Regions from separate parts of the Homo sapiens genome. Here region 1 is linked to region 2. Evidence: read pairs that join two places in POLR2A ChIA-PET (ENCODE). Cell type or tissue: HepG2. All regions are shown on one strand. Each heading gives the region's core, and the rest is flanking DNA. Links, peaks and the distances in the headings are about the cores only.

Evidence for each region. ChIA-PET counts read pairs that join two places held together with the same protein. Peaks named below come from ENCODE experiments on the same cell type or tissue, not always from the same donor. Only the 100,000 strongest peaks of a DNase experiment are listed, where the experiment ranks them.
Region 1: POLR2A ChIA-PET joins it to region 2 with 6 read pairs; 1 of 35 experiments calls an interaction of 5 or more read pairs at or near these places.

Annotation. Positions count from the first base shown.
Region 1 is chr16:15,903,083-15,913,425 of GRCh38, forward strand. It overlaps LOC107984869 (a long non-coding RNA gene), which reads right to left. Exons shown (of 3, transcript XR_001752339.2): 2 at 1,499-1,579. Among named protein-coding and RNA genes, the nearest start is that of CEP20, 20 kb to the left of the region's middle. In HepG2, for the core only: no CTCF peak of the experiment used is centred there; a DNase peak (open chromatin) is centred at 5,159.
Region 2 is chr16:14,309,147-14,319,489 of GRCh38, forward strand. All of the region lies in intron 1 of MIR193BHG (MIR193b-365a host gene), which reads left to right. MIR365A (microRNA 365a) reads left to right here and starts at 139; the gene lies at 139-225. RefSeq lists a silencer at 1,306-1,600 and enhancers at 1,426-1,720, 1,512-1,631, 1,732-1,871. In HepG2, for the core only: a CTCF peak has its summit at 1,617; a DNase peak (open chromatin) is centred at 1,595.

The DNA.
Region 1 (10,343 bases), core at 4,204-6,703, 1.6 Mb after region 2:
CCTCCCCTCCCCTTCTCTCTCTCTCTCTCTCTCTCTCTCTCTCTCTTTCTTTGTTGGAGTCTCCGTCTGTTGTGCAGGCTGGAGTGCAGTGGCGCAATCTTGGCTTGCTACAACCTCTGCCTCCTGGCTTCAAGCAATTCTCCTGCCTTGGCCCCCCTGACGAGCTGGGATTACAGGCATGCACCACCATGCCAGCTAATGTTTGTATTTTTGTAGAGATGGGGTTTTGCCATGTTGGCCAGGCTGGTCTCAAACTTCTGACCTCAAGTATTACGCCCATTTTGGCCTCCCAAAGTGCTGGGATTACAGGTGTGAGCCACCACACACGTTCTTGGGCCTCCATTTCTACAGCTATTAAAAGGAGGCCATAATAGTACCTAACTCCTGGGATATTATCGTGGCTAAAATGAGCTAATGGGCCAGGTGCGGTGGCTCACATCTGTAATCCCAGTACTTTCGGAGGCCGAGGCGGGTGGATTACCTGAGGTCAGGAGTTCGAGATCAGCCTGGCCAACATGGCGAAAGCCCGTCTCTACTAAAAATACAAAAATTAGCCAGGTGTGGTGGCTTGCACCTGTAGTCCCAGCTACTCGGGAGTCTGGGGCAAGAGAATCGCTTGAACCCAGGAGGTGGAGGTTGCAGTGAGCTGAGATTGTGCCACTGCACTCCAGCCTGAGTGACAGAGCTAGACTCCATCTCAAAAACTAATAATAATAATAATAATAATAATAATAATAATAATAATAATATCATAATAAGATGGGCCTGGCGCGGTGGCTCACGCCTGTAATCCCAGCACTTTACTCTACTAAATCTCTACTAAAAATACAAAAATTAGCCAGGTGTGGTGGCGGGTGCCTGTAATCCCAGCTACTTGGGAGGCTGAGGCAGGAGAATCACTTGAACCTGGGAGGCGGAGGTTGAAGTGAGCCAAGATGGCGCCATTGCACTCCAGCCTGGGAAACAGGAGTGAAACTCTGTCTCAAAAAAATTAAATAAATAAATAAGTAAATAAATAAATAAAATGAACTAATGCATGAAGAGCACTTAGTTAAATTAAATAAATAAATAAAATTTTTAAAAAATAAAATTAATTAAATAATAAATAAATAAATAAAATGAACTAATGCATGCAACAACTTAGCACAGTGCCTAGGACATAATAGGCACTCGATAAGTGGGCTGGGCGTAGTGGCTCATGCCTGTAATCTGAGCACTCTGGGAGGCTGAGGCGGGCAGATCACCTGAGCTCAGGAGTTCAAGACCACCCTGGGCAACATGGCGAAACCCCATCTGTACAAAAATTACAAAAATTAGCTGACCATGGTGATACCCACCTGCAGTTCCAGCTACTTGGGAGGCTGAGGTGGGAGGATCACTTGAGCCCGGGAGACTAAGGTTGCTGTGAGCCCAGATCATGCCACTACACTCCAGCCTGGTGGACAAAGCTAGACCCTGTCACACACACACACACACACAAAAGTGGCTATTTCCTCACCATTCCCCCCTTGGCAGGTCACAGCCCAGTCCACTCCACTCCTCCATGGTCTCCATTCTTGTCGCCTCGACACCAGATGGCCTGGATTAGGTGTGTAAGAACATATTTATGCTCCAGTTTTCTCTTGTCAAATTCCTCATCCTTCCTCTCCCCTTCCCAGATGTTCTCCATTCTCCGCAAATCCTCTACCTCACCTCCATCTTCCACCTGCTCTTTGGTCACTCTGTCTCCTACTCAACTAGGAAGACCCTAGGAACCCTCCACTTGGACCCTAAATCTCTTTGCATTTTAACCTTTCATTCATGAATTCATTCATTCGAAAGATATTATTGAGCATCTACTATGTACCAGGCACTAAGGATACTAGAGTAAATATAATAAACAGGATCCTGGCTGGGTGAGGTGGCTCATGCCTGTAATCTCAGCACTTTCGGAGGTAAAGGTGGGTGGATCGCTTGAGGTCAGGAGTTCGAGACCAGCCTGGCCAACATGACAAAACCCGTCTCTAGTAACAATACAAAAATTATCTGGGCATGGTGGTGGCACATGCCTGTAATCCTAGCAACTTGGGAGGCTGAGGCAGGAGAATCGCTTGAACCCAGGAAGTGGAGGTTGCAGTGAGCTGAGATCACACCACTGCACTCTAGCCTGTGCAACAGAGCAAGACTTTGTCTCAAAAAAGTAAACACGGTCTCTACTCACATAGAGCTCACTGGCCAAGAGAAAGGGCAGCAATTCATCAAATATTTAATTACAAACTCAGATAAATACTATAATGAAAAATGCAGAGATTCTGAGACAGTCAGGGGCCATAACCTAGCCTAGGTTGGTGGTTATGGAAGGCTTCCATATCAGCATGTGTTTCTTTCTTTCTTTTTCTTTTTTCTTTTCTTTTCTTTTTTTCTTTTTCTTTTTTTTTTTTGAGATGGCGTCTTGCTCTGTTGCCCAGGTTGGAGTGCAGTGGCACCGTCTCATCTCACTGCAACTTCCACCTCCCAGGTTCAAGCAATTCTCATGCCTCAGCCTCCCAAGTAGCTGGGGTTACAGGCTTGTGCCAACACACCTGGCTAATTTTTGTATTTTTAGTGGAGTGCAGTGGAACCATCTCGGCTCACTGCAACTTCTGCCTCCCAGGTTCAAGCGATTCTCATGCCTCGGCCTCCCAAGCAGCTGGGATTACAGGCGTGTGCCACCACACCTGGCTAATTTTTGTGTTTTTAGTAGAGATGAGGTTTCACAAAGTTAGCCAGGTTGGACAGCACGAGTTTCTATGCAACACACTGTCCTAAAACTTAGTGGCTTAAAACAACAACAATCATTGATTTCACCCCCAAATCTGCAATTTGGGCAGGATGTGGCCTGGACAGCAAGTCTGTGTTCCACATGCCATGCTCAACATGGGGCAGCTTGACAGGGGCTGGAGGACCCACTTTTTTTTGGTTGTCTCTGAGATATAATTTACATGCCATAAATTTCACCATGTGAAACCATACAATTCAATGCTTTTTAGTATATTCACAGGATTGTACAACTATTGCTATCTAATTCCACGATATTTCCTTTTCCCTAAAAAGAAATCCTATACTTATCTGGATGTGGTGGCGCACACCTGTGGTCCCAGCTACTCGGGAGGCTGAGACAGGGGGATCAATTGAGCCCAAGAGTTCCAGGCTGCAGTGAGCTATGATCGCACCATTGCACTCCAGCCTGGGTGACAGAATGAGACCCTGTTTCTAAACAACAATGACAAGAACAACAACAACAGAATATATACCATTAGCAGTCTCTTCTATTCCCTCTTCCCCTAGTCCCTGGAAACACTCATCTATCTTCTGTCTTTATAGATCTGTCTGTTCTAGACACTTCAAATGGAATATACACTACGTGGCCTATTGTGTCTGGCTTCTGTCACTGAGTACAATGTTATCAAGATTCTGGAAGACCCACTTTGTGGATGGCTCAGTCACATGGCTGGCAATTTGGTATTTGCTGTCAGGTGGGAACTCAGCCAGGGCTGTGGGCAGGGATCCCATTTCTTCTCTATGGGGGCCCCCTCCACGGGCTGCTTGAGCTTCCTTATGGCATGGTGGTTGGGTTCCAAGATGGAGCATCCTAACAGAGCCAAGTGGGAGCTTTTCATATCTTTTTTTTTTTTTTCAATTGAGACAAAGTCTCACTGTCACCCAGGCTGGTGTGCAGTGGCATGATCTTGGCTCACTGCCACCTCCACTTCCTGGGTTCAAGTGATTCTTGTGCCTCAGCCTCCTAAGTAGCTGGGACTACAAGTGAGCGCCACCACGCCCAGCTAATTATTGTATTTTTAGTAGAGGCTAGGTTTGCCATGTTGGCCAGGCTGGCATATTTATTAAAAAAAAAAAAGAGAGAGAGAGAGAGACAGGGTCTTGCTTGTTGCCCTTGGCAGGTCACAGCCCAGTCCACTCCACTCCTCCATGGTCTTGAACTCCTAGTCTCAAATGATCCTCCTGCCTCATCCTTCCAAAGTGCTGAGATTACAGATGTGAGCCACGATGTCCGGCCAGCTTTTCACCTTTTATGACCAGTTTCAGAAGTCACACCATGTCACTTCCACAGTAGCCTCAAGCTCGTCTGGATTCAAGGGAAGGGAACACAGACCACCCTTCACAACAGGAGTGTCAAAGTCACCTTGTTTGCGTTTTAACTTTTCATTAATGCATTCATTCATTCAAAAGATATTATTGGCCAGGTGCAGTGGCTCAAACCTATAATCACAGCACCTTGGGAGGCTGAGGCGGATGGATCACCTGAGGTCTGGAGTTAGAGACCAGCCTGGCCAACATGGTGAAACCCCGTCTCTACTAAAAATACAAAAATTAGCTGGGTGTAGTGGCATGCGCCTGTAATCCCAGCTACTTGGGAGGCTGAGGCAGGAAAATCGCTTGAACCCGGGAAGTGGAGGTTGCAGTGAGCCGAGATTGCGTCATTGCATTCCAGCCTGGGTGACAAGAGTGAAAATCCATCTCAAAAAAAAAAAAAAAAAAAAAAAAGTCACACCATGTCAGTTCCACAGTAGCCTCAAGCTCATCTGGATTCAACGGAAGGGAACACAGGCCACCCTTCTCAATAAGAGTGTAAGATCACTTTGTTTACATTTTAACCTTTTATTCATGCATGCGTTCATTCAAAAGATATTATTGAGCATCTACTCATGAATGAATAATTGTGGCCACTTTTGGAAAATACAAGTGCTACAGCTTCCCTGAGAAGATGATGTTGGGGCTGACAGCTGAAGGATAAGCAGGTGTTACTTAGGCACAGGTATGGAAGAGCATTCAAAAAACACAGAACAACGTGTTCAAAAGACCCGGGGGAACAATTAGCACACTGGAGGAACTTAAGGCGGCCTTGAGTGGCAGAGGCAGAGAGAAAGGCACTTGTCTGTTGTGTGCTTTCCATGACTGCTGTTTCCACTCAGCCTTCATTGTCCATTTTTTCAGAAACAGTACCCTAAATTCCCTTTGGGGAACCATTGACTCACCCGCCCTCAGCCCTCTCAGTGGGGCTGGCTGCAGGGGTGGGTGTTAAGACCCAGGTCTAGCCATTCAAGACAGTTCACCCAGCCTCGCCAGTCTCACTGATTGGTTCGGGTGTGGTCATGTGACACTCAGAAGGGCCAATGAGGCTCAAACCCAAGACATCTGCTGCAGCTATTGGACAAGACAGAGTGTATTGCCTTGGGGTTGCTAGGTAGGATAGAGGCAGGAGTGGTTGGGTGTCACCTTTGCCTCTGCCAGAGAATAACCTGTTGAAATGACACCAACAAAGAGAAAGTAGAACGAAGTGACACAGACCATTGAGCTCCTGGACTATGACCAAAGCCAGCTCTGCCACTGGACATTTTAGATTCATGGGCCAATACATGATGGTTTAGGCTAATTTGAATTTCTGTCACCTGGAATCAAGAGTACTGTTTAAAGGCACCATCGGTGGGCGCAGTGGCTCATGCCTGTAATCCCAGCACTTTGGGAGGCCGAGGCGGGTGGATCACCCGAGGTCAGGAGTTTGAGACCACCTTGGCCAAAATGGCGAAACTCCATCTCTACTAAAAATACAGAAAATAGCCGGGCATGGTGGCACGTGCCTGTAATCCCAGCAACTAGAGGGTCTGAGGCAGGAGGATGGCTTGAACCTGGGAGGCAGAGGTTGCAGTGAGCCATGATTGTGCCACTGCACTCCAGCCTGGGCAACAGAGTGAGACTCCATCTCAAAAAACAAACAAACAAACAAATAAATAAATAAAGACACTATGGTTAGGATTTTTCTCTTCCTGTCCCTAACTACACATTCTCCATTCCTGGTTCTTACGTACCACTTCAGAAGCCTCCAGCACTTCATCTGGCCTCTCTTCCTTCTCTCTCTCTTTCATTTCTTATTTTTTTTGAGACAGAGTCTCGATCTGTCACCCAGGCTGGAGCGCAGTGGCGCAATCTTGGCTCACTGCAACCTCCACCTCCAAGGCTCAAGTGATCCTCCAGCCTCAGCCTCCTGAGTAGCTGGGATTACAGGCACACACCACCACTCCAAGCTAACTTTTTGTATTTTTAGTAGAGACTGGTTTTTGCCATGTTGCCCAGGCTGGTCCCAAACTTCTGGCCCCAAACTTCTGGCAGATCAAGTGATCCACCTACCTCGGCCTCCCAAAGTGCTGGGATTACAGGTGTGAGCCACTGCATCTAGCCTTCTCTCTTTTTTTTGTGATCAATAAATGTTTGTTTATTGCATCTTGGTCTGAATGTCATATTAAATTTGGGGTTCCAAAAAACTCTAGAAAACATTTATGAGAACTTGGGAGGTGGAGGTTGCAGTGAGCCGAGATCGCGCCACTGCACTCCAGCCTGGGTGACAGATTGACACTTCGTCTCGCCAAAAAAAACAAACAAACAAAAAAAAAAAACAAAAAAAGAAAAAAAGAACTAAATGTCCCTGAATATAAAATGGTAGGTAAGAACAGTAATTGGCTTGTCGATCAATGATGAATCAAACAGAAAATGCGTGACAGATTATGGGGAAGTTTAAAATGTCCAAATATTATGTCCCAGAAGAATTTGTCTAGATAATAGATCTTCCTCAGTCCCTTTCAGGGGATGGATGGATAGTGGACATACTTGGGCAGGTTTATTCAGGGTAAGCTGGAGGAATGTGTCAAATAGGTAGCTACCTATCTGATTTACTTTCATCCTATTTTTTCTGCTCTTAAAACAAAATAACCTCCTATTGGTTAAACTTTTTTTTTTTTTTGGTTGCAAATCAAACTCTCTTACTGGTTTTAAAATATCAATTTCTTTTCTTTTTCTGTTTCTTTTTTTTTTTGAGGCGGAGTCTCACTCTGTGACCCAGGCTGGAGTGCAATGGCATGGTCTTGGCTCACTGCCACCTCCGCCTCCCGGGTTCAAGCGATTCTCCTGCTTCAGGCTCCTGAGTAGCTGGGACTAGAGGCATGTGCCACCACACCTAGCTAATTTTTGTATTTTTAGTAGAGACAGGGTTTCATCATGTTGGCCAGGCTGGTCTCGAACTTCTGATCTTGTGATCTGCCCGCCTTGGCCTCCCAAAGTGCTGGGATTACAGGCGTGAGCCACCGTGCCTATCCTATTTTTTTTCTTTTTCTTTTTCTTTTTTTAAGATGAAGTCACTCTCTGTTGCACAGGCTGGAGTGCAGTAGCACGATCTTGGCTCACTGCATCTTTTGCCTCCTGGGTTCAAGCGATTCTCAGCCTCCTGAGTAGCTAGGACTATAGGCGCGCGCCACCACGCCTGGCTAATTTTTGTATTTTTTTACAGAGGGGGTTTCACTATGTTGGCCAGGCTGGTCTCGAACTCCTGACCTGAAGTGATCCACCCACCTTGGCCTCCCAAAGCGCTGGGACTACAGGCATGAGTCACCACGCCTGGCCAAAAAAAAGATTAATCTTAAACATAACCAGAAGTCTAGATGTTTGACAGGTTTATTTATTTATTGAGACAAGGTCTAGCTCTGTTGCCCAGGCTGGAGTGCAGTGGCGTGATCTCTTGGGTCACTGCAACCTCCACCTGTGGGTTCAAGACACCCTCCCATCTCAGCCTCCTGAGTAGCTGGGACTACCTGCCTGGCTAAGTTTTGTATTTTTAGTAGAGACCAGGTTTCACCATGTTGCCCAGGCTGGTCTTGAACTCCTGGCCTCAAGTGATCCAGCACCTGGCCTCCTAAAGTTCTGGGATTACAGGCGTTGGCCACCATGCCTGGTCAGTTTGGCAGGTTTAAGGGTTGACTTATGCCTGTGACTGTGGCTATCTTTCTTTATATTCTCATGGCTTACCCCAGGCTGGCCACTTGTAATATATGGTCATCTTAACCAAATTAGAAAAAGGTATTCCAGTTGATGTGGTGGCTCACGCCTGTAGTCCCAGCACTTTGGGAGACCAAGGTGGGTAGGTCTCTTGAGCCCAGGAGTTTGAGATCAGCCTGGGCAACATAACAAGACCTCGTCTCTACAAAAAATACAAAAATTAGCTGGGCATGATTGTGCATGCCTGTAGTCACAGCTACTCGAGAGGCTGAGGTGGAGCCCAGAAGGCAGAGGTTGTAGTGAGCCAAGATGGGACCACTGCACCCCAGCCTGGGCAACAGAGCCAACCTGTCTTAAAAAACAAAAAACAAAAAACCTGACATGGGACTTTGAATATTCTAGTATTGAATGAATGAGGAATAAAGAGATGGATGGGTGGATGGATGGACGGACAGATGAATGAATTGATAGATGGATGAGTTGAATGGGTGATGGAAGGATGGATGGATGGACAGGTGGATGAATGGATGGATGGGTGGTGGATGAATGGATGGACAACTGAATGAATGAATGAATGAATAGATTGACAAGTGGATGGGTGATGGGTGGAAGGATAGATGGTCAGATGGATGGGCCATGGACGGATGAACGGACAGATGGATGAGAGAGAGAGAGAGATTCCTCTGGGCAGCAGACAATTTCCTTAAAAACAAACAAACAAAATCTCCTTTTTCGGGAAGATACAACCACACATACGGGCTGAATGTCAGCCCCCAATCATCTACTCGGCACTTCCATAGCACAGGGCACAATTTTGGGCAAGTGCTCATTTCGTGAGGACCACAGACAGGCACCATTTTTTTAAGGGTTGGTGGGATGATCACCACTGTTTGAGGCCTTATATTCAAGGATTACAATGTTCAGAGGAGAAAATAGAACGACTTCCAGGATCTCTGCCAGAGCGCCAGGAAGAACTTCCTCGGAAACATTTAACAAAACTCTCCTCGTATCTCATTGGCCTGATTTGAGTTACATTTCCTTTCTTTTCTTTCTTTTTTCTTTTTCTTTCTTTCTTTCTTTCTTTCTTTCTTTCTTTCTTTCTTTCTTTCTTTCTTTCTTTCTTTCCTTCCTTCCTTCCTTCCTTCCTTCCTTCTTTCTTTCTTTCTCTCTCTCTCTCTCTTTTTTTCTTTCCTTCCTTCTTTTTTTTTTTCTTTTTTTTGAGACATGGTCCAGCTTTGTCGTTCAGGCTGGAGTGCAGTGGCACGATCTTGGCTCACTGCAACCTCCGCCTCTGGGTTCAAGCAATTCTCCCCGCCTCAGCCTCCTAAGTAGCTGGGATTACAGGCACCCATCACCACGCCTGGCTGATTTTTGTATTTTTTAGTAGAGATGGGGTTTTACCATTTTGGCCAGGCTGGTCTTGAACCCCCGACCTTAGGCGATCCGCCTACCTCGGCCTCCGAAAGTGTTGGGATTACAGGTGTGAGCCACCGCGCCCGGCCTTCTTTCTTTTTTTGAGGTAAGATTCACAAAACATTTTTAAAATCACCCTTTGGGGCCAGGCATGGTGGTGTGTGCCTGTAGTTCCAGCCACTAGGGAGGCTGAGGCAGGAGGATCACTTGGGCCCAGGAGCCTGAAGTGCGCTATGATCACTCCACTGTACTTCAGCGTGGGTGACAGAGTGATACCCTGTCTCAAAAAAAAAAAAAAAATCACCATTTAAAGTGAATAGTTCACTGTTTTTTGTCACATTCACAATGTTCCACAGCTATCATCACTATCTAGAACATTTTTACCACAGCAAAACAAAAGAAAAAAACAAAAAGCAAAACAAAAAACAAAAAACCATAACCATTAAGCAAACATTCTCCATTCCGCCCCTCCTCCTAGGCCCTGAGAACCACAATCTACTTCCTGTCTCTCCGGCTTTGCTTATTCCGTGTGTTTCATCCCATATAAATATATTCATAAAATATGTGGTCTTTTGTGTCTGTGTCTGTTTCCTTCCTCTCCCTTTCTTTCTTTCTTTCTTTCTTTCTTTCTTTCTTTCTTTCTTTCTTTCTTCCTTTTTCTTTCTTTCTTTCCACTTTCTTTCTTTCTTCCTTTCTTTTTCTTTTTCTTTCCTCTTTTCTTTCATATCATGGCTCACTACAGCCTTGACCTCCCAGGTTGAAGAGATCCTGCCACCTCAGCCTCCCAAGTAGCTGGGACTACAGGTGTGCACCAGCACCCCTGGCTAATTTTTGTATTTTTTTGTAGAAACGTGCTGTTGCCATGGTGCCTGGGCTGGTCTGGAACTCCTGAGCTCAAGCAATCTGCCCAACTCGGCCTCCCAAAGTGCTAGGATTACCGGTATGAGCCACTGCGCCTGACTGGGGTTCTTTTTTGTAGCATGATGTTTTCAAGGTTCATGCCAGTTGTAGCATGCATCAGTATTTTCTTCCTTTTCATGTCTGAATGATATTCCACTGCATAGATAAACTAAATATTATTTATCCAGTCGTTAATTGATGGGCATTTGATTTGTTTCCACTTTATG
Region 2 (10,343 bases), core at 569-3,068:
CGTGAGTCTGCACGGAGCCGCCGTACACCATGAAAGCGCTCACTTGTTTAAAGTTTGCTCTAACTTTGTACATTTTTTCCTTTTTAGTTTTGGCTCTTGGTGCTCTGAGAGCTACCACTTCCTGCCAGCTGGTTCGTTACCGCAGGGAAAATGAGGGACTTTTGGGGGCAGATGTGTTTCCATTCCACTATCATAATGCCCCTAAAAATCCTTATTGCTCTTGCAGTATTCCTCGGGGGTCCCTGGGCCAGAAAGACATCAGCTCGGAGTTCCTCCAGCAACTCAAAGAAGAGAGAAAGCTGTTCCCCAAACTCTTCCGCTGTAGCGCCTTCTGGGTCCCTGGTAGATGCCTTCTTGTGCTCAAAACCGGTTATCACTGTGAAAAATTGAAAGACGCCATGCGCAGACACTGGTTGCTAAACGTGCTTTTGCCCTCCAGGGGCAGACGCTGAGATCCGGCCTGGGAAGGAGTACAGCTGTGGCTCCCCATCAGCGTCAGCATTTGCTCTGGGGGGTTGTAGGGGGAGGTAGGGAAAGCGGAAAGAAACAAGTGTTACCTGTTTGACGAGGCCTGGTCCTTGCAGCCAGGGCCTCCGGGATCATCGCCTTGGCAGGGGGCCCTGGGGCAGTCCTGGCTTTCCTGCTAGCTCCCTGAGACAGAACACTTTCCCCGCTCGCTGCCTCAGTTTCCCCATACACCAAGGGAGGGGCAGCACCCCCTGCTCTGGCTTCAAAGGGTTCTTGGATGTAGCCAATGTTATATATAAAAAGCTCTAACGTTGTATAAGCTCTGAAGGTGCTTTGAAAATTGGAGAGTCCATGCATTAAACATGGAAGGTAATAATATGAATACACACAGAGGAATTCATGGGTGGGGAGACGGCAGCCCAGCACTGAGCCTGGGTTTCTGGGATCAGCCAGGCCTGCATTCCAGCCCGAGCTCTGCGCCTCTCTTGCTGTGTCACCCGGGACAAGTGAGTCAGTCTCTCTGAGCCACCAGCTCCTCAGGCATGAAACCTGTAACTCAGACTCCCAAGTCTGATTTGCACATCTCTGATTTTAAGCGGCGCCGGCTAAAGGTGAAAATTATTCTAGTAGGTATTCTTTGCACCGCTGATTTGTACTTCAGGCAATTGGTTGGTTTTCCATTTAGGGTCGGGAGACAGGGGCCCTTTTTTTGTCCATCAATTGATGTCAGTTAAACAAAAAAGAGTGGGTGTTTTGGAAGAAAAATATTAAGCAACTACAGCTGCCCTGAGGATGGGACAGAAATCAGAAAGTCGTGTGTAAAGTTTCAGAGGTCCACTTTTAGAGAATTCTTGTTTATCTCAGGGATTTTCCGCACTCCTGTAGTCGGTGTGGGGAGGGGTGGGGGGAGATGGGGGAGTTGCCAGTTCAGATCTGTAGAGGGCTCCAGCATGACAAAACTGGGTGTCACACATCTTCCTTTTGGGGGTCGGGAAACCACCCTTCCCTGCTCACCGACACCACTGGGACCCCTCACCCCCCCACTCCTGCATTGATCCATAGCTCAGATTTCTCTCTCATTTTAGGGTCACGATGACTCAGCACCCTCCTTTCTGGCCAGGGCACCTCCCTTGGCCTCTAGGGGCACTTGCCTGACAGGCCTCACTGTGCCGGACCTGGGAGCCAGCTGCCCACCAGCCCCCTGGGACTCTGGTTTTGCAGGGAAACCATGGGTGATCAGTCCCAGCCGGCAGGGGCCAACTGCGGTTTCACTTTCTGCTGCATCATGGGGTGGGGGGTGGCAGCGGGCCCCCGCTGGCCAGCTAGAGCAGGCACTGAGAGGCCTGCAGACAGCTGCCGGCCCTGCTGCCAGAACGCACCCCCCACCCACCCCCTGCAGCCTGCCAGGATGGGGGCTGGGCTCTCAGGAGCCCCTTAAATCTTTCCACCTGCACAGTGTCGGGGACCTCAAGTGAGAAAAGCCTGGAGCCGATGAGATGGTTTCCTGAGCTGTTGGAGATTCCCCCAAAACAACCTTTTTTTTTTTTTTTTTTTTTTTAATTGAGACAGGGTCTCTCTTTGTCACTCAGGCTGGATTGCAGCGGTGCAGTCAAAGCTCACTGCAGCCTCGAACTCCTGAGCTCAAGCGATCGTCCTGCCTCGGCCTCCCAAAGTGGTTGGGCTACAGGTGCATGCCACCTAGTCCTGCCCAAAACAAGCTTGTAAATCACGCAGGCTAGAAACTCAAGAGAGCTGTGATTGTTGCTTCTGGGTCAGATTGCTGTGGCTAGACACTGCTTCTGCCCTTCCTTCCCTGGATAGATGGCTGCTGAGGCCCTACTGTGTGCGGAGCTGGGTGCCAGGTGCTGGAGGTACAGCAGGGAGCCAGACAGCCCCTGCCCGCATGGGGCTCACAGTTGAGTCAGGGGAGACAGACAAAAGAATCAAAGAAATAATCCAGCCGGGTGCGGTGGCTCACGCCTGTAATCCCAGCACTTTGGGAGGCCAAGGCGGGTGGATCACGAGGTCAGGGGATCGAGACCATCCTGGCTAACATGGTGAAACCCCGTCTCTACTAAAAATACAAAAAAGTTAGCCGGGTGTGGTGGCGGGCGCCTGTAGTCCCAGCTACTCGGGAGGCTGAGGCAGGAGAATGGCGTGAACCCGGGAGGCGGAGCTTGCAGGGAACGGAGATTGAGCCACTGCACTCCAGCCTGGGCAACAGAGCGAGACTCCGTCTCAAAAAAAAAAAAAAAAAAAGAAAGAAAGGAAAAAAAAGAAATAATCCCACGTTACGATGGAAATTTCACGCTGAATACTTGGTGTTAGGATCTCAGGAAGGGATCATGCATACATGTCTGTCATGAGTCAACTCCCAGAACACATAGCATAGGAGGCAAGGGAAGGCTGCCCCTTCACCCGCTAAAAGTTTGCTAAAAATAACTGACAGGCCAGGCATGGTGGCTCACGCCAGTAATCCTAGTACTTTGGGAGGCCGAGGTGGGAGGATCACTTGAGCTCAGGAGTTCAAAATGTTCCTGGGCAACATAGTGAGACCTTGTCCCTATTTTATATTTATTTTTTAAAAGTTTTTACCAAAGAAATGACTGACAACAAGTGGATTAATAGGAGAAAAAAGCATATGAGCCGGGCGTGGTGGCTCATGCCTGTAATGCCAGCACTTTGGGAGGCCGAGGCATGAGGATCACGAGCTCAGGTGATCAAGACCATCCTGGCTAACACGGTGAAACCCCGTCTCTACTAAAAATACAAAAATTAGCCAGGCGAGGTGGTGCACGCCTGTAGTCCCAGCTACTCGGGAGGCTGAGGCAGGAGAGTGGCCTGAACCCGGGGGGCGGGGCTTGCAGTGAGCCGAGATCGCCTCACTGCACTCCAGCCTAGGCGACAAGAGCAAGACACCATCTCAAAAAAAAAAAAAAAAAAGAAAAAGGCATATGAATTTATTCACCATGCATAAACGCCAGGGGAGTGGCGGGAGAATGATTATCCAATAACCCAGTGAAGTCCATCGCTGGGCACAGTGGCTCACACCTGTAATCCTGGCAGTCTGGGAGGCCGAGTCAGGTGGATTGCTTGAGGTCACTAGTTTGAGACCAGCCTGGGAAACATGGTGAAACCCTGTCTCTACCAGAAATACAAAAAAAAAAAAATTAGCCAGCCTTGGTGGTGCACACCTGTGCTCCCAGCTACTCGGGAGGCTGAGGTGGGAGGATCGCTTGAGCCCCGGAAGCAGAGGTTGTAGTGAGCCGAGATCACGCTGCTGCACTCCAGCCTGGGTAACTGAGACCTTGTCTCAAAAAAATATAAAAATATAAATAAATACTTCCGTCATAGAAGGGAGATGGGGGAAATGCGGCCACTCTCAGGGGTAGTAAATGATTTTTAGGAGGAATGAATGGGTCTGATGCTGGGACAACGGTCAGTGAATAATTCCTTTAGGGAGTCGAATGGGATCGGAGGACAGATGATAGTTTGGGATGAAGTCCGTCTGCACTCCAGGTGTGGTGTTTCATTTCATTCTCTTCCTCTGTGATATGAGTTTTCATCTCTGGTTAATGAAATTTCAGTGAAGGAGTCGAAGGCAATTGTGTTCCTCTTTGGCGGGTGTGGTTTCCAGGTAGATAAGGGAACTCCAGATAGCAGGCTCCTCCTATGCTTTGGGACGGACAGAGGATGGAGAAACAGGATTGGGGGTGGGGGCGGGGGGGTGGTGTTGGAGAGACCTTGAGGCTGCTTCAGTTGAGCACATCAAAGAGCCATATTTTGGGGTACCGTTTTCTGAGCCCCAACAATAGGTAGGGTTAAGAATAGAGACCTGGGAGCCAGCTGTCCTGTGTTTGAACTTGACTCTTCTACTGAGTGGTCGGGTGACCTCTGCCAAGATACTTGCCCTCTTTGTGCCTCAGTTCCCCCATCTACAGTTACTAGAATATTAGGGCACAGCATAGGGATGTGGTGAGGATGAAATACATGAACGTCTGTAAAGAACTAAGCACGGCGCCTGACATTGATGATGTGCTATATAAGTCTTAGCTATTATATAAGAATAATAAATGTGAACTATTATTGTAAGATGAAATGCGCCAGCCACAGCAGGCCAGGAACATCAGTAATGTGGCCGAGCCTGTCCTCTGTGCGAAACGCTTTACAGGCCCTCATCTCACCTAATGGCCACAGCCAACCTGCAGGTGAGCCTAATTGACATCTGAGGCTGGGGAAACTGAGGCTCAGGCCGGTGAAGAGAGGTATTTAAGGTTAACCAGCAGGCAAGCAGTGTGACCTCAGATGCAGGGCTGGTTTCCAGGGGCTGGGACCCACGCTTAGTTGACTGCTTTGAGGCCAAGGCATGGGAATTGCTTGAGACCAGGGGTTGCAGACCAGCCTGGGCAACATAGCCACACTCTCATTTCTTTAAAAACAAAAACAAAAAAATGACCCAGGCATGGTGGCACGCCCCGGTAGTCCCAGCTACTCAGGAGGCTGAGGGGGTAGGTTGGCTTGAGCCCAGGATGTCCAGGCTGCAGTGAGCTGTGATAGTGCCACCTTAACAATTTTGCTCCAGCCTTACTAACTTTGGAACAAGGGGCCTCACATTTTCATTTTGCAAATTATGTAGCCAATCCTGCCCTGATCTAAAGTACTCCAGAGCTGTCACTCTTAACTCCTACCAGCCATATATCACACAGCCAGGCCCACAGTCACCTTCCAAGTCATCAGGATGGTGTTTTGTAGTAGGACTGAGATCCTGGGAGAATGTGAAGACTCCTTATGGGGCTGAATTGCCAACATTAAAAGGCAGGCGGGGCAGTTGCTAAGGGCAGAGGGCATCACTCCTTCATTGCTGTATCCTCAGGGCCTGGTCTGTGTTAGATGTTCAGTTAATAGTTTTAACATGAAGCCAGTGAATCGGAGACTGCTCTATCTCCCCGGACCCAACCTACTTAAATGACACCTTCCAGGGAAGCAAGTCAGTGGTGCAGTGTCAGATGTCAATCATCCCGAACACCACCCTCCATCCCCCAGTAGACTTCTGGACAGCCCCTGAGGGTCCCCTAAGACCCTCCCCCTGCCCCAAACCTGTGTGCCCACACCTTGGAGTAGATTCCTGCTTAACGGGCTCTGGTGGGGGGTTCAGAGGTAACACAAGTATTTAAAGGCATGTGGAGGCCAGGCGCGGTGGCTCACACCTGTAATCCCAGCACTTTGGGAGGGCAAGACAGGTGGATCACCTGAGGTCAGGAGTTTGAGACCAGCCTGGCCAACATGGTAAAATGCCGTCTCTAGTAAAAATACAAAAATTAGCCTGGCCTGGTGGCGTGCGCCTGTAATCCCAGCTACTCAGGAGGCTGAGGCATGAGAATCGCTTGAACCTGGTGGCGGAGGTTGCAGTGAGCCGAGATCTCACCACTGCACTCCAGCCTGGGTGACAGTGAGACTCCATCTCAAAATAATTAAATTAAAAATAAAGGCATATGGGCTTGGCTTCTCGAGTGCCTATAGTGGGGAAGAGGCAGAGTATAGCCCAAAGAATACTTGGATGTTAGTTCAGGCAGGTTCAAGACCCAGCCAGGGGTCATGGGTTATGGTCTTCTGAATTGGTTAATGAGAGGGTTTGAAGGAAAGATTCCTTTTCCTCTGAAGTTGGAAGTTTATTGACACTCAAAACTCCTAAATGGTACTAAGAAGCAAAGAATGGTTTCAAAAGCCTAGAAGATATTTATAACAAAACTTTTTTTTTTTTTGAGACAGTGTCTCAGTCTGTTGCCCAGGCTAGAGTGCAGTGGTGCCATCTCAGCTCACTGCAACCTCTGCCTCCAGGGTTCAAGTGATTCTCCCACCTCAGCTTCAGTAGCTGGGATTATAGGCACACACCACCGTGCCCAGCTAATTTGTGTATTTTTAGTAGAGATGGGGTTTCACCATGTTGGCCAGGCTGGTCTCGAACTCCTGACCTCAAATGATCTGCCCGCCTCAGCCTCCCAAACTGCTGGGTTTACAGGCGTGAGCCCCCACACCTGGCCAATATATTTTTATAATGTTCTTTGCCAGCTGTTTGCACAGGTATGATCCATTGTTTCAAATAATGCTGTGAAGCAGAAGCTGTCCTCACTTTCTAAATAACATCATAACCATCGATATGTATTGAATGCTTTGTATGTACTAGGCGCTGCACCTGTATGAAGTCAGTCATTTCAGTTGCATAAGCAACATATAAAAAGGGATTATTGGTATCTCCAGCTTACTGATGAGGAAAGAGAGATGCACTGACGTCCAAGGCCACATACCCGGCATGTGAGGAACTGGGGCTCAGGCCTGGATCTTCCATTCCAAGGGTCAGCAGCCCATTTCTGTAAAAGGCCACATTGTGAAGATTTTAGCCTTTGCAGGCAATACAGTCTCTGTTGCAGCTGCTCAACTCTGCCTTTTTTTTTTGGTTGGGAGGGACGGAATCTTGCTCTGTTGCCCAGGCTGGCGTGTGGTGGCGCAATCTCGGCTCACTGCAACCTACGATTCCCTGGTTCAAGTGATCCTCCTGCCTCAGCCTCCTGAGTAGCTGAGATTACAGGTGCCCGCCACCATGCCCAGCTAATTTTTTTTTTGTCTCAGTGTTTTATTTTTTTATTTATTATTATACTTTAAGTTCTAGGGTACAACGCCCAGCTAATTGTTGTATTTTTAGTAGAGATAGGGGTTTCAGCATGTTGGCCAGGCTGGTCTCCATCTCCTGACCTCGTGATCCACCCCCCTCGGCCTCCCAAAGTGCTGGGATTACAGGTGTGAGCCACCGTGCCCGACCAACTCTGGCATTTTAACTCAAAAGTAGCCACAGATAGTACACAAACAAACGGATGTGGCTGTGTGTTGCAATAAAACTTTATTCACAAAAACAAGGAGTGGGCCAAACTTGGCCCACAGGCCGTATTTCCTGACTCCTGTTCCAGAGCAAAAGCTTATCCTTCAGTTAGAACATCATGAACTTGGCCCTGGCAACGTTCTTTTCTCCCCACCTGTGAGGTGACAGAGTTATGTTTCGGAACAGATGACCACTGTCTCTGGAGAGGTTAGGTTGGCTCCTCCTTCTTTGAGGGAATTCTGCAGCTCTTGGAAATTAGATCTATTAGGATTTCTTGGTGACAGCCACAATAGAATACCCTGGGGATTTCAACATTGTAATTTTAGTAGCTGTCAACTGAGTAACTTTTAAAGAGGAAAGAAAGTGTGGTAGTTCAGAAAAATACCTCAGTGGTTCACTTTGCCTGTGGAAGCCATTCTTTAAACTGAGAATAAAAATCTTTTTTTTTTTTTTTTTTTATAATCAGTGTCTTGCTCTGTTGCCCAAGCTGGAGTGCACTGGTGCCATTATAGCTCACTGCAGCCTTAAACTCCTGAGCTCAGGTGATCCTCCTGCCTCAGCCTCCTGAGTAGCTGGGACTACAGATGAACATCACTCTTGGCTTTTTTTTTTCTTTTTTTTGAGATGGAGTCTCGCTCTGTCGCCCAGGCTGGAATGCAGTGGTGCGATCTCGGCTCACTGCAAGCTCCGCCTCCCGGGTTCACGTCATTCTCCTGCCTCAGCCTCCTGAGTAGCTGGGACTACAGGCGCCCACCACCACGCCTGGCTTTTTTTTTTTTTTTTTTTTTTTTTTTGTATTTTCAATAGAGACGGGGTTTCACTGTGTTAGCCAGGATGGTCTCGATCTCCTGACCTCAGCCTGCCAAAGTGCTGGGATTACAGGCATGAGTCACCGTGCCCGGCCACTCTCGGCTAATTTTTTTATTCTTTTATAGAGTCGGGGTCTCACTACGTTGCCCAGGCTGGTCTTGAACTCCTGGCTTCAAGTGATCCTCCTGCATCAGCCTCACAAAGTGCTGGAATTGCAGGCGTAAGCCGCCATGCCCGGCTGAAAATAGCTTAAGACAGAATGGCAGGGGTGTGTGTGTGTGTGTGTGTGTGTGTGTGTGTGTGTGTAGGGAGAGGGTGGAGAAGAGAAAGGGAATTTCCCAAGAGGGCAGAGAGCTGGAGCCAAAGGATTCCTAGCAGGAGGGTCAGAGAGGAAGGTGTGACTTCTTTTTTTAAACAGCTTTATTGAGAGATTATTCACTTAACGTACACTTCACCCATTTAACATGTATGATTCAATGTCTTTGAGTGTATACACAGAGTTGTACAACCATCACAATCAATGTTAGAACACCATCAACTCAAAAAGAAACCCTGGGCCCAGCACTTTGGGAGGCCAAGGCAGGCGGATCATCTGAGGTCAGGAGTTTGAGACCAGCCTGGCCAACATGGTGAAACCCCGTCTCTACCAAAAGTACAAAAATTAGCCAGACGTGGTGGCGTGTACCTGTAATCCCAGCTACTCAGAAGGCTGAGGCAGAAGAATCGCTTGAACCCCGGAGGCGGAGCTTGCAGTGAGCCGAGATCATACCATTGCACTCCAGCCTGGGCAACAGAGTGAGACTCCATCTCAAAAAAAAAAAAAAAAAAGAAAAGAAACCCAGAACCCTCCCGCATCCTAATCCTCCAACGCCCCCAACCCTGAGCAATCACAAATCTACTTTCTGCCCCTGTGGATTTGTTTATTCTGCACATTTCCTATAAATGGAATCACACAATTAATGCGGTCCTTTGTGACTGGATCCTTTTACTTAGCAGGACGTTCTCAAGGTTCAGCCACACTGTAGCATGGATCAGAACTTCATTCCTTCTTACAGCTGAATCATATTCTGTATTATGGATGGGCCACCATTTTGTTTAACCACTGTCAGTGATGGACATACGGGTTGTTTACACTTTTTGGCTGCTATGAATAATGCAGCAATGAACATTCATGTGTTAGTCTTTGTGTAAACAGATGCTTTCATTTCTCTTAGGCATATAGGTCAGAGTAGAATTGCTGGGCCATAAGGCAACCCTATGTTTATCATTTTGAGGAACTGCCAGGGGCAAGTCTTAATATATTGCCTTTTTATTTTTAATTTTTGTTTTTATTTTCTTGAAACGGGGTCTGGCTCTGTCACTCAGGCTGGAGTGCAGTGGTGCAATCACAGCTCACCACAGCCTTGAACTCCTGAGCTCAGGCCATCTGCCTGCTTCAGCCTCCCGAGTAGCTGGGACCACAGGCACATGCCACTATGCCTGGCTAATTTTTTATCTTTTGTAACAATGAGGTCTTGCCATGTTGCCAGCTGGTCTTGAATTCCTAGGCTCAAGTGATCCTTCCACTTTAGCCTCCCAAAGTGTTGGGATTAGAGGCATGAGCCACTGTGCCTGGCCTTTATTGCCTTTTTTTTTTTTTTTTTTTTTTTGAGATGGACTCTCGCACTGTCGCCCAGGCTGGAGTGCAGTGGCGCCATCTCAGCTCACTGCAAGCTCCACCTCCCAGGTTCACGCCATTCTCCTGCCTCAGCCTCCCGAGTAGCTGGGACTACAGGCGCCCACCACCACGCCCGGCTAATTTTTGGTATTTTTAGTAGTAACGGGGTTTCACCATGTTAGCCAGGATGTTCTCGATCTCCTGACCTTGTGATCCGCCTGCCTCGGCCTCCCAAAGTGCTGGCATTACAGGCGTGAGCCACTGTGCCCGCCTTTTTAAACTTTGTATTATAGAGTTTAAATTGTGAGTGATGGCTCACACCTGTAATCCCAACACTTTGGGAGGCCAAGGCCAGAGGATCACTTGAGCCCAAGAGGATGGGACTACAGTCAGCTATGATCACATCACTGTACTCCAGCCTGGGCAACAGAGCCAAACCCTGTCTGTAAATAAATAAATAAAACCCCACCACTATGTATTATGGAAATTTCCCACCATACCTGAAAGTAGTATGTGGTATGTAACAAGCATCCA